Linked DNA regions of Homo sapiens: regions 2 and 3 are each linked to region 1. Evidence: chromatin contacts called from ENCODE Hi-C or POLR2A ChIA-PET data. All regions are on one chromosome and are shown on one strand. Each heading gives the region's core, a stretch centred on a gene start or an enhancer-like site at or near the end of the contact. The rest is flanking DNA. Distances are from core to core; before and after follow the strand shown. Region 1 holds the start of DNM1L (dynamin 1 like). Region 2 holds the start of DDX11-AS1 (DDX11 antisense RNA 1). Region 3 overlaps LOC124902913 (a long non-coding RNA gene).

Region 1 (4,390 bases), core at 1,353-3,852:
AGAAGCAAAGTGGGTAATATCTGACTATTATGTAATATTATCTTTGGTAGAAAGTCAAGAGACTTGGAATAAAACTGTTTTTTGGAGTTCTGAAATTTTTGTCTTATTTTATCTCTGAAAAATTTTTTTTTTGAAAATAATCAAAGAGGAGATGTTCACAAAACCTGTCAAGATGCCAAAACACCACTAATGGATCTTTAGGTCTTGGCTTACTTCATCCATTTGTTCACAGATATTTATTAAGCACCTGCCATTTGTCCTGCTGAACAAATCAAGCATGTTCCCCGCAGCCATTGTGTACAGCTAAGCAGGTGAATGGCACCCACTGGAGTTGCGTAGTGCACAACTTCCACTACTGCTGGTGGTTCTTGTCCTCATGGAGATTAAATTTAGTAACTTCTAGGAAGTCTTTCTCGAATCTCTATCCTCTTGCTCAGACTGGAAAAAGTGCTCTTATTATGTTTTCTTTTCTCTTTTCTCTTTTTTTTTTTTTGACACAGGGCCTCACTCTGTCACTTAGGCTGGAGTGCGGTGGCACGATCACAGTTCACTGCAGTCCCCACCTCCCAAGCTTAGGTGATCCTCCTACTGCAGCCTCCCAAGTAGTTGGGGCCACAGGTATGCACCACCACGACAGGCAAGCTAATTTTTTTGTATTTTTTGTAGAGACTGGGTTTTGCCGTGTTGCCCAGGCTGGCCTTGAACTCCTGACCTCAAGTGATCTGCCCGTCTCCTGCCTCAGCCTCCTGAGTAGCTGGGATTACAGGAATGCACCACCACGCCCGGTTAATTTTTGTATTTTTAGTAGAGACGGGGTTTCTCCATGTTGGTCAGGCTGGTCTTGAACTCCTGACCTCAAGTGATCCGCCTGCCTTGGCCTCCCAAAGTGCTGGAATTACAGGCGTGAGCCACGGTGCCTGGCCTCTCCTCACCTGCTTTAATTCTTTACTCAAATGTCACCTTTTTACTTTGAGGTTTACTTTTACCTTTGGAGGTTTGGAGTAGAGGAGGGATACTATCTGTCTAAAAAGAAAAACAACATTTAGAAATATAACAGTATGGGCCGGGCATGGTGGCTCAGGCCTGTAATCCCAGGACTGTGGGAGGCCAAGATGGGCGGATCACTTGAGGTCAGGAGTTCGAGACCAGCCTGGCTAACATGGTGAAACCCCGCCCCCCACCCGTCTCTACTAAAAATACAAAAATTTTCCCAGGGTGGTGGCGGGTGCCTGTAATAACAGCTACTTGGGGGGCTGAGGCAGGAGAATCACTTCAGCCTGGGAGGAGGAGGCTGCAGTGAGCCGAGATTGCGCCACTGCATTCCAGCCTGGGCGACAGAGTCAGACTCTGTCTCAAAAAAAAAAAAGAACGGTATGAGCAAAGAGTGAGTAAGGCAGTTATCAGATGTCTACTTTGCCAGGAATCAGGCTACAGCAAATAAAGGTTTATACATAATATTGATAATAAATGCCCAGCTCTTCCCCTGTAAAACTCCAATACTCTAAGATTTTTTTCATGAACACCGCCCCCCGCTGCTCCGACCCCTGCTTTTTTATTTATTTATTTATTTATTTGGTAGAGATGAGGTCTCACTATGTTGACCAGGCTGGTCTCGAACTCCCAGCTCAAGCGATCCTCCTGCTTCTGCTTCCTAAAGTGCTGGGATTACACCGCGCTCGGTCCTGAACACACATTTTGTTTGTTTGTTTGTTTGTTTACAAAACCCCTGGAGAACCCGCGTATTCTAACCTGGGCTGGTTTTTGTATTTTTGCAAAATAACACCCCACACATTCTCGTATCAGCGTGCAGATTTTTTTGCACCCAGTTTGGTTGTTTGCGGCCATAAGCTTTTCTTTAAGCCTTTCCAACCCGTCCTTCTAGAGAAAGTGTCTTCATAAGGAAGTCACACTGCTCACGCCTGTAATCCCAACACTTTGGGAGGCCGAGGCGGGTGGATCACTAGGTCCGGAGATCGAGACCATCCTGGAAAACACAGTGAAACCCCGTCTCTACTAAAAATACAAAAAATTAGCCGGGCGTAGTGGTGGGTGCCTGTAGTCCCAGCTACTCCGAAGGCTGAGGCAGGAGAATGGCGTGAACCCGGGAGGCGGAATTTGCAGTGGGCCGAGATCGCGCCACTGCACTCCAGCCTGGGCGACAGAGTGAGACTCCGTCTCAAAAAAAAAAAAAAAATAAATAAATAAAAAATAAATAAAAGGAAGTGACACTGGATAATTAAGAGACACACCATTGCGCCTTTAACACATATTCACACCCAGCACTGTCACATCCATCGTGCCTTGAGGACAGGCATAAATTTACGGCCTTCCTCCTGCGCTCCCGGCCTGCTCCTAGCCTTTGACTAGAGCCTGCGCAGCATCCCAGTCCCAGGCTAGGGCCCACCGGTGCCGCGCAGCCTCCTGGAAGCTGTGGGGAGTAGCGTTCCTCCGCTCCAGAACTACAACTCCCAGCAGGCCTTGCTCCTCTCCACCTCCCTCGCAGCGCATGGCCTGCCGGGAGGGGGCAGGTAGCCGGCGGGCCCGGTCCAATGGGTGCCGGCTTCCGAGGAGAGGGCGGAGGAGAGGAGGAAGGAGGCGAACTGTGGGCCCCGGCCCCATTCATTGCCGTGGCCGGCGGGCACTGGGGCCCCGTGTTTTCAGAGTCATGGAGGCGCTAATTCCTGTCATAAACAAGCTCCAGGACGTCTTCAACACGGTGGGCGCCGACATCATCCAGCTGCCTCAAATCGTCGTAGTGGGAACGCAGGTGAGAGCAGCAGGCGGCGTTCGCTCGGGCCAGACCCCGGCCGCAGGCCTGGTCGGTGCTGCGGCAGTGCCCACTCCCGCGCCAGCGCCCACTCCCGCGCCAGCCTTTGGGGCCTGTGGGAGGAGGGCCTTGCTGGGGGCCCCAGGGCTCTCCGGGCTCTGCCGCACCCGCCCTCCCGGGGCAGCGTTGCATCAAGGCGGAGAATCCGGGGCCCGGCCAGGGGCGGAGCCGGCGCGGCGGGCCTGGCTAGCCCGGCGGGTCCCGGGGACAGGAGAGGGAAGGATGGGGCCGGCGGGCGGAACTGGAGTCCGCTGGGACCGGGCGCGGCCTCGTCCGCGTGCCGCTGCCTCCAAGGGCACCTGGGGGACGCGCGGGGCACTCGGGTCTCGCTGGGCTCGGTGGGCTGGCTGTTCCCATCACTGTTGGCTTTCGTGAGACGGGTGTTTTATTTCCCTCCTTGCCTTGCCCAGGGACTGCGGAGTTAGTTTTGGAATCGCTCTGTTGAGGCTGAGAGACGCTACGGTGCGTGAGCGCCAGTGTTTTCCTGCAGTATAATTCCACCAGGTTTCGAGAACGCCGAAGCAGCATTTTAAAAAAAGAAAAACAAAACGTGTATCTAGAGTTCTGCGGGTGTTGGGAAGGAATATCCGATTTTTCTGCGTAGGCTGTGCTTTTTGTCTTCCACAGTTTTGTGATCGTGACCTAAATTGGGCATCAGTTTCTCTGGTCTTCTCATAGCTAACTCATTTTTTTTTGAATGCAGAAATGTTGGCAAAATAACTGTTATTTCTAGAGTGACAGAGGAGAAGTATAATTTTCCTTTTCTCTGCTACTTCGATTAGAGTTCAGAGAAACGGATTTTAGAAATTAGTATATTGATATTAAGTGCTTTCATTTCTTAATAGTATCTTTTCTATTGAGAAGGAGCGGTTTCCCCATCATTTTCCAGGAGGTACATAGTATAGGGTATAAGTGCTATCAGAAGGAACTTACTGTTCAAAGTATTAGTGGCTATCCAAACACTGGAAACTATAGACACCCTGTACTCGTTTGTTTGTTTGTTTGTTTTTTTGGCTTTTAAATAGTTGAAGCAATAGAAATTGTTTTAGAAACACATTTCCTTGGTCTGCGATAGGATTGGGAAAGATTCTGCTCAATCTTGCCTACGTATTCTAGTATTTGTAACAATATTTGTAATGTTTGGAGACTCAGAAGCATCAAACAAATTACGAGGATTATTTTTTATTGAACATAATTTTGTTCAGTCTGGGACATATAGTAAGTGCTCTGTAAATATTTTGAGTAAATATTGCTCACTCTAACCACAATGTTTTAAAACACTGGGACTTTTATCATCAAAACTAACCTGTTTTTGTAAAAAGTTAGAGATAATATAAATTAAGTCTTTGATAGTAAGTGATTCAGAAGTGTCTTCTAGCTGCACACTAGAAACTTTCCACATACTTTTAAAAGAGAGTCTCAGTGCTTTTTAAGCATGAGGAAGTAAAAGAATTAGGGATATAGTGTGTCAGCATAAATAGTTTAAAATCAATAAGTTGTTTTTTTCTTTTTACACAAAATAGAGTTTATTTTGGTCAGTAAACCTGTTGGCAAAATACAGAG
Region 2 (4,390 bases), core at 1,292-3,791, 1.6 Mb before region 1:
CAGCTTGCAGGGAGGTGTGGAGGGAGAGGCGCAGGCGGGAACCGGGGCTGCGCTCGGCGCTTGCGGGCCAGCGCGAGTTCCCGGTGGGCGTGGGCTCGGCGGGCCCCGCAATCGGAGCAGCCGGCCCGCCAGCCCCGGGCAGTGAGGGGTTTAGTACCTGGGCCAGCAGCTGCCGTGCTCCATTTCTCGCCGGGCCTTAGCTGCCTCCCCGCGGGGCAGGGCTCGGGACCTGCAGCCCACCATGACTGAGCAGCCCGCCATGACTGAGCCGCCTGCCGGCGCCCCAGCCATGGGCTCCTACGCGGCCGGAGCCTCCCCGACGAGCGCCGCCCCCTAATCCGCGGTGCCCAGTCCCATCAACCCCCAAAGGGCTGAGGAGTGCCGGTGCACAGCGCGGGATTGGCAGGCAGCTCCACCTGCTGCCCGCTGCCGCATCCACTTGGTGAAGCCAGCTGAGTTCCTAAGTCTAGTGGGGACTTGGAGAACCTTTATGTCTAGCTAAGGGATTGTAAATACACCAATGGGCACTCTGTATCTAGCTCAAGGTTTGCAAACACACCAATCAGCACCCTGTGTCTAGCTCAGGGTTTGTGAATGAACCAATCGGCACTGTGTATCTAGTTAATCTGGTGGGGACTTGGAGAACCTTTGTCTAGCTAAGGGATTGTGAATGCACCAATCGGCACTCTGTATCTAGCTCAAAGTTTGTAAATGCACCAATCAGCACTCTGTGTCTAGCTCACGGTTTGTAAATACACCAATCGACACTGTGTATCTCGCTAATCTAGTGGTGACCTGGAGAACTTTTGTGTCTAGCTCAGGGATTATAAACGCACCAATCAGCACCCTGTCAAAACGGCTCAATCAGCTCTCTGTAAAACAGACCAATCAGCTCTCTCTAAAATGGACCAATCAGCAGGATGTGGGTGGGGCCAGAGAAGAGAATAAACACAGGCTGCCCTAAGACAGCAGCAGTAACTCACTAGGATTTTCTTACCACAGTATGGAAGCTTTGTTCTTTTTGTTTTTTAGGTCTGCACTGCCTTTATGAGCTGTAACACTCACTGCAAATGTCTGCAGCTTCACTCCTGAAGCTAGTGAGATACACGAACCCACCGGGGTGAACTAGCAACTCCAGTACATGCCGTCTTAAAAGCTGTAACACTCAGGCGAAGGTCTGCAGCTTCACTCCTGAGCCAGCAAGACCACAAACCCACCAGAAGGAAAAAACTCCAAACCCATCGGAACATCTGAGGGAACAAACTCCAGACACACCGCCTTTAAAAACTAACACCGCGAGGGTCTGCAGCTTCAGTCTTGCGTTAGTGAGACCAAGAACCCATCAATTCTGGACACACTATCAACTTTGTTTCTCCAAGGGTGCTTCTTAAACTGGATGATGCACACCCTAGGAGTGTGTGTGTAGGATGGGGTTTGAAGCAGTAGGGTAAAAAACCTAGCATACATTCTATTCCAGAGGTGTCAATTTACCAGACAACAGTTATTTTAAAACTTTTTTATGCAAAAACATGTTATAGGGTGGAATGCAACATTTTTATGGGCCTGTGGGCCATTTGTATACATCTTTGGAGAAATGGCTATTTAAGTACTCTGCCCATTAATTCTAAACTTAAAACTAAGACTTCAAAGTCCCTCTAAGGATTTTGCTGGGCCACATCCCAAGACCCTGAAGGGTATTACTTACTCGCCCTCTCCAAACTGCCGAAGTCGGAAGCAGGTGACAAAAAAGCTGACCCTGGAATCACCTTTTGTAAATTTCCCACCTCCAAGCTTTTCGATAGTTTGTAACACTGGCTCCTCTCCCCAAAAGCCTTTCCTTCAAGTCCCAGCAACTCTCCCTGACCCTGCTGGGAAGGCGCACCAATTACCTGTCATTCCAGGAAAGCTCATAGCATAAGATGATCCCATTGGTCATCTCCCAGAACCAGACTTTCTGAAAAGTCCTCAAGGACCAGCTAGTCCAATCCCTCACTGAATAAAGGAGAAGCAAAGTCTAGGGAGGTGAGGTGATTCGTTGTCCTCCTAATTAGCAGGTGAGCTCCTGGCAGGGCTGGGGTTTCATCTTCTGGGCTCTCTGCAAGGTCGTGCCCGGCACGGGCCAGGAACAATTTCATAAACTCGTCATCTAGACGGCCTTTGACTGACACCATCTCTCCGTGTGGAGGAGCCGCTGGGGTGCACGGGGCAGGTGTCGTCCGTTTCAAAGGTAAAATAACCCAGCTGCAGACCTCCAGAGGCCGACTAGAGCCGGGGTCAGAAAACAGGTTTTCCCTCTCGGGGACAGCGCCCAGGGGACCGGCATTAGAACATCGGCTGATGTTTCATCTGGTCAGGGAACCATCCAGCGCTTAGTACACCTGGCGCTAATCGGCGGGGATTAATCTCACACCCCGCAGCTGGCGGAAAGCAGCGGGAGGAGGCACCTAGCCCTGGGGTTGAGATCCCAGTTCCCGCGTGCGCAAACCACGCCCCTGTAGATTCTCGCTGCTGCGTGTTCGCGCGCGTCCCGGAGTGCGCATGCGCAGCGGCGGGGGTTGTTCCGGCTGCCTTTCACTGAGGGGACCCGCCAGTTTCTAACTCAGTGGCGTTTGCCCTGATTCCCGGGGCCTGGCTTTCAGCGTAGCAATTCTGCCGGCGAAGAAGGTGAGCGCAGTGCTGTGTGGCAGCAGAGCTCCTTAGGACGAGGAGCAGCGGGACGAGGAAGGGCAGACTGGTGAAATCGCAAACTGGGCGTCTGTTCCGGCGCCGGACCCCTATTTGCAAAGGTGGGTGGCCCGTCCGGAGCGGGAAAACATTCCGGAAGTGGAGGGCCGGGCCAGCGTGATTGACAAGCGGGAACCCCTGTGTGGGGACGGGTAGGCCTAGGAAGGTTGTGCCTGCGGTGGAACTGGGCGGTGCGCAGAAGTGGGCATTAACAGCAGCCGCGTGTCTGGGTCTTAGATTTGGCCCAGCTGTGTTGAGCTTTTCATGGATTATCTTACGTAGATAAGACACTGCAACAGTGAGTGAGCGCTTGTAACCCACCTGTCTCTTACGGAAACTGAGCCCCAGCGATGCTAACTTTAGCAAGGATACAGCTGGGATCCTAAACTTGGCAATCAGAGCCCAGAGCCGATAAAGTTAGCTGCATGAGTCTAGCTTCCCCCAGGGCGGGAATCGAGGCGGAGCAGGGTACAGTACGGAGGCCAGGAATGAGTGCACTTGACCAGATTGTTGACGGAAGTGTCATAAAAATGGACTTAAATGCTGATAAGCAGCTGTTTGGGTTCCACACAGGGTGCGAGCTCAGGATGCACGTTGGAGGGGACACAGGGCCAGAGCAAGGTGGGAATGCGGGTATTATGGGCCAGGCCATCCTCCAGCTGGTGGAGCACCGCAGTACTGCAGTGTGTGGCCCTGGCTTAACAGCAGTGCGGAAAAGCTTTTTTCTTGGGGCTGTGGTGCTTTCCAGGTGTGTGAAGTTAAAACATTTTAGGGCCATACGGTAGATAGTACCTGCCACATAGTTGTCTTGGTCAGCCCCGGCTGCCATGACAAAATACCATAAACTGGGTGGCTTAGACACAGAAATGTGTTTTCTCACAGTCCCAGAGGCTTGGGATGTCCAAGATCAATGTGGGGAGGACACAACTGAGCCCACAACAATAGTCTGTACTCAGTAATGAGTGATAATTGGGGACTGAAGAAAATGAACACGTTAAGAACTAATATGTTCCTGAAGTGCTTTCACAACTCTAACCTCGTTTTATGAGCGTGAGCTTTGCTGTCCTGGTGTGTGCCTTGGCACTGGGAGGTGATGGTTGTCCTCCACACAGCCAACCTGAAGAGGGCTGAACAAGTCACTGCAAATGTTTTTAATAGGGCTTAGTGAATCCGTTATACTCAGATTTATCTAAACCTCTATGATTTAGCCTGTGCTGCTTCTGGAATAATGAGATCCATAATTACCACTGATGGGGAAGTGAAATAATACTTACGTTTCTTCTGTATTGTTTAGTGTTGTCATTCTAGAGTTTGGTAACCAAGTCTGTCTTTTTTATCCCACTTATCCTGGTGGGAGGAAAAGTGAGGAGATAGAAAGTTTCAGGTGGCTTGGGGGTCTGGCAGATGTGGTTCAAATCCTGAGTTCAAGCACTTGCTGAGTGACCTTGGGCAAGTCATATAAGTTTACTGAGTCTCAGTTTCTTTCTCTATAAAATAGAGCTTATAAAAATACCACACAGGGTTTTTGTGGGGTTATCTGAAAACGGTTTGAAACCATTAAAGAACTGGCCATTTAACTAATAGGTATTCAAGTCATGGGACCTCCGTTACCCAGCCTCGGAAGAGAAACCTTCACTTACAGCCCCGATGTCTGGCTGGCTACTCA
Region 3 (4,390 bases), core at 1,130-3,629, 1.0 Mb before region 1:
CTTCACGACAGAGCGAGACTCTGTCTCAATAAAAAGAAAACAAAAAGTTTATTTTTGTTGTAACATTCTTTTATTATTTCTAGAGGCATGTAACAATGTGCTATGTAACAATTCAAGACTGTGGCCCAGATGAAATAATGATAGCAGCACATATCTGGAACTTCTTTGGTCACATGAATGCATAATAAATATATGAAGTGGAAACTCAATTCTACGTAGTATGACTACAGCAGACTAAAGACAATAATCAGGCCGGGTGTGGTGGCTCACACCTGTAATCCCAGCACTTCAGCACTTTAGGAGGCCAAGACCAGCAGATTGCTTGAGCTCAGGAGTTCCAGACCAGCCTGGGCAACATGGCAAAACCCCATCTCTACAAAAAATACAAAAATTAGCTAGGCATGCTGATGTGCGCCTATAATGCCAGTTACTTTGGAGGCTGAAGTGGGAGGGAGGTGGAGACCATAGGGAGCAGAGATCACGCCACTACACTCCAGCTTGGGTGACAGAGTGAGACCATGTCTCAAAAAAAAAAAAAATGCAATGACCACCAAAAACTACTCTCTGCAGTAACATGGCAATGAAAATAGATGCCATTGTTATGTACTTTAACTTCTACTATGATTATTTGACATGAGATTCCTTTCCTTTGCTTTCCTTTTTTTTTCTTTTTCCTTTTCCTTTCCTTTCTTTTCCTTTCTTTTTTTGGAGACAGGGTGGGTCTCACTCTGTTGCCCAGGCTGGAGTGCAATGGTGCAATCTTAGCTCACTGCAACCTCTGCCTTCCTGGCTCAAATGATCCTCTTGTGCCTCCCGAGTAGCTGGGACTACAGGTGCCCACTACCATGTTCAGTGATTTTTTTTTTCCTGCAGTTTTTGTAGACAGGGTTTCATAATGTTCCCCATGCTGGAGATTTCTTTCTTTCTTTTTTTGAAAAACAAAAAACAAAAAAACAAAGTCTTGCTGTCGCCTAGGCTGGAGTGCAACGGCACAATCTTGGCTCACTTCAACCTCTGCCTCCCAGGTTCAAGCGATTCTCCTGCCTCAGCCTCCCGAGTAGCTGGGATTACAGGCTTCGTGCCACCCCGCCTGGCTGATTTTTGTATTTTTAGTAGAGATGGGGCTTCACCATGTTGGCCAGGCTGGTCTCAAACTCCTAACCTCAGGTGATCCACCCACCTCGGCCTCCCAAAGTGCTGGGATTACAGGCATGAGCCACCATGCCCAGCCTTTTAAATTTATTTTAAAAATAAACGTATTTCTTACAGTTCTGGAGGTTTGAAAGTCCACAGCTGTTGGGCTGCATCTGGTGAGGGCCTTCTTACCGCAGCATAACATGACAGAGAGCATGACAGGGCAAGAGGCCATTTTCTTGTCTGAGAGTTTGATTTAGTCTAGAATCTGACCCCATCTTGACATAAACACCACTGGCTCAGATAAATATTAAGTGCAACAGTTTACCTAATTTAGTTATTTATTTGTATTCTTTTATTTTTATTTTATTTATTGAGAGGGGTTTTGTCATGTTGCCCATGCTGGTCTTGAACTCCTGGACTCAAGCGATCCTCTCACTTTGGCCTCCCAAAGTGCTGCGATCATAGGCTTGAACTACCGCGTCCAGCTAGTTTATCTAATTTAAAGACATCAAAATCTAAAGTCAGATTCTTACTTAGATTTGGTGTTTCAGATTTCAAAGAGATGAGATGTCACCAGATAAAAACTACTAGGTGGTAACCAGGCGTGGTGGCTCACGCCGTAATCCCAGCACTTTGGGAGGCTGAGGCGGGCGGATCACGAGGTCAGGAGTTCAAGACCAGCCTGGCCAACATGGTGAAACCCCGTCTGTACTAAAAATACAAAAAAAATAGCTGGGCATGGTGGCAGGCACCTGTAATCCCAGCTACTCGGGAGGCTGAGGCAGGAGAATCATTTGAACCCAGTAGGTAGAGATTGTAGTCAGACGAGATCTCACCATTGCACCCCAGCCTGGGCGACAGGGTGAGACTCTATCTCAAAAAAAAAAAAAACAAAAAACGACCAGGTGGCTCACGCCTGTAATCCCAGCACTTCGAGAGGCCAAGGTGGACCGATTGCTTGAGCTCAGAAGTTCAAGATCAGCCTGGGCTACATAGTGAAACCCTGTCTCTAAAACAAACAAACAAACAAACAAACAAAAAACAAACAAACAAAGCTTAGCTGGGCGTGATGGCGCATGCCTTTAGCCCCAGCTACTCAAGAGGCTGAGGAGGGAGGATCACTTGAGCCTGGGAGGCAGAGGCTGCAGTGAGCTATGATCGTGCCACTGTACCCCAGCCTGGGTGAGAGAGTCCCTATCTCAAAAAAATAAAACCAAAAAACTACTGGGGCCACGTCAGAACTGAAAGAGTTCTGCAGGCCCTTCAGAGAAAGGAGAAGTGAGAGTCAATTAACCTCAAGATTACATTTAAAAGCATTTTCCTCTTTAGTATAGAGGTGTGTTAAAAAAAAAAAAAGCATTTATACGAGGTATGTGAGGTATGTTAGTGAAACAGCAAAAACCTAATTATATCCTAAATAACTGGCACGCTCTAGGTTACAAATAGCAATTTGTAAAAGACCCATTGAATGAACACATTAAACAGCAGGTTGCTTATTCCTTCTCAAACCGCACTAAAAAATTCCTCTCTCGCATGTGTAGGTCCCAGAGCCAGACAGTTATGAGATGATGGTGCCCCCTGGTGGCCAATGTGGGGAGCCACCCGGCCAGGCGTGCTTCCTGGCTTTGTGCCAGCCATGCCTTTATTCTTTGGTTGGTTGGTTGGTTGGTTGGTTAGTTGGTTGGTTGGTTGGCTGGTTGAGACAGAGTCTTGCTCTGTCGCCCAGGCTGGAGTGCAGTGGCGATTTCGGCTCACTGCAACCTCCGTCTCCGAGGTTCAAGCAATTCTCCTGCCTCAGCCTCCGGAGTAGGTAGGACTACAGGCGCCCACCATCAAGCCCGGCTAATTTTTGTATTTTTGGTAGAGACGAGGTTTCACCATATTGGCCAGGCTGGTCTTGAACTCCAGACTTCAAGTGATCCACCCGCCTCTGCCTCCCAAAGTGCTGGGATTACAGGCATGGGCCACCGTGCCCGGCCAGACCATGCCTTTACTTTTGCACATATGCACAGTATTTCTGAAAATCAAGTGAAAAAGTTGGATTTATATACTCTATGTGAGTTTACATGTTATGGGGATTTCCATTTCCAGAGAATTAAAATGGATAATCAAATGTTTAATTTCATTTCACAATTTTCAAATATTTCTTTCCTTCCCTCCCTCCTTCCTCTCTTTCTTTTTTCTTTCTCTTTCTTTCTTTCTTTCTTCTCTTCCTTTTTTTTTTTTCTTAGACAGAGTCTCACTCTGTCGCCCCAGCTGGAGCTCAGTGGTGCAATCTCGGCTCACTGCAACCTCTGCCTCTCAGGTTCAAGTGATTCTCCTGCCTCAGCCTCCTGAATAGCTGGGACTACAGGCCTGTGCCACCATGCCCAGCTAATTTTTGTATTTTTAGTAGAGACAGGGTTTCACTATGTTGGCCAGGCTGGTCTTGAACTTCTGACCTCAGGTGATCCACCCATCTCAGCCTCCCAGAGTGCTAGGATTACAGGCGTGAGCCACTGTGCCGGGGCAGCAGGCCTTTCTTGACTGCAGATTTTCTAATACATGAAAACAGCCACCAATTGCAAAAATATATTAATTTTCGACAGGTACAAAAGGCACTTTGTGAATATCAGTATGCAGTTGGGTACACTTATCCGGAATTAAACCTGTCTCTCCTGGAGCTACATGCCACAGGCATCTCACACAGGGGCCGCTGTTCTGGAACACTCCTGTGAGCCAATAAAGGATCAACAGCTTCTCTTCAGGCCAGGCGCAGTGGCTCACACCTGTAATCCCAGCACTTTGGGAGGCCGAAGGGGGCGGATCACCTGAGGTTAGGAATTAGAGACCAACCTGGCCAACATGGTGAAACCCTGTCTCTACTAAAAATACAAAAATTAGCCAGGTGTGGTGGCGGGCGCCTGTAATCCCAGCTACTCAGGAAGCTGAGGCAGGAGAATCACTTGAACCTGGGAGGCGGAGGTTGCAGTGAGCTGAGATCGCACCACTGCACTCCAGCCTAGGAAACAGGAGTGAGACTCCATCTTAAAAAAAAAAAAAAAAAAAAAAAGCTTCTTTTCAAGAAAAAGCCATCCAGTGAATGGGTACCACTCACAAAATGAAGTTACTGTTTTTTTTTTTGTTTTTCGTTTTTTGAGACGGAGTCTCTCTCTGTCGCCGAGGCTGGAGTGCAGCGGCGCAATCTTAGCTCACTGCAAGCTCCGCCTCCCGGGTTCACGCCATTCTCCTGCCTCAGTCTCCCGAGTAGCTG

What was found. A loop is a pair of places that touch in the nucleus more often than their neighbours do. ChIA-PET counts read pairs that join two places held with the same protein, here RNA polymerase II (POLR2A). Pooled maps may share reads with other maps.
Region 2: a loop to region 1 is called in a map of CD4-positive, alpha-beta T cell, with 6 times the contacts of the local background. The contact joins the promoter of DDX11-AS1 here to the promoter of DNM1L in region 1. A Hi-C loop is called at or near these places in 2 of 168 maps with a recorded cell type or tissue (CD4-positive, alpha-beta T cell and CD4-positive, alpha-beta memory T cell), 2 of 37 single-sample maps with no recorded cell type and 10 of 50 pooled maps.
Region 3: a loop to region 1 is called in a pooled map, with 4 times the contacts of the local background. The contact joins the enhancer-like site here to the promoter of DNM1L in region 1. A Hi-C loop is called at or near these places in 3 of 50 pooled maps. POLR2A ChIA-PET finds 5 or more read pairs at or near these places in 2 of 52 experiments (WTC11 and naive thymus-derived CD4-positive, alpha-beta T cell).

Annotation. Positions count from the first base shown.
Region 1 is chr12:32,676,699-32,681,088 of GRCh38, forward strand. It overlaps DNM1L (dynamin 1 like), which reads left to right and starts at 2,603. Exons shown (of 20, transcript NM_012062.5): 1 at 2,603-2,767. The coding sequence starts at 2,666. RefSeq lists a silencer at 2,751-3,160.
Region 2 is chr12:31,071,306-31,075,695 of GRCh38, forward strand. DDX11-AS1 (DDX11 antisense RNA 1) reads right to left here and starts at 2,542. Exons shown (of 3, transcript NR_038927.2): 1 at 1,890-2,542. It overlaps DDX11 (DEAD/H-box helicase 11), which reads left to right and starts at 2,555. Exons shown (of 27, transcript NM_030653.4): 1 at 2,555-2,786. RefSeq lists enhancers at 2,206-2,737, 2,610-2,719, 3,250-3,409, 3,270-3,799.
Region 3 is chr12:31,634,117-31,638,506 of GRCh38, forward strand. The region is part of intron 1 of LOC124902913 (a long non-coding RNA gene); the gene reads right to left. Among named protein-coding and RNA genes, the nearest start is that of ETFBKMT, 23 kb to the right of the region's middle. Within about 2 kb of position 2,380, at least 4 of the 41 ENCODE cell types and tissues checked have a DNase peak (open chromatin) inside an H3K27ac peak, as active enhancers do.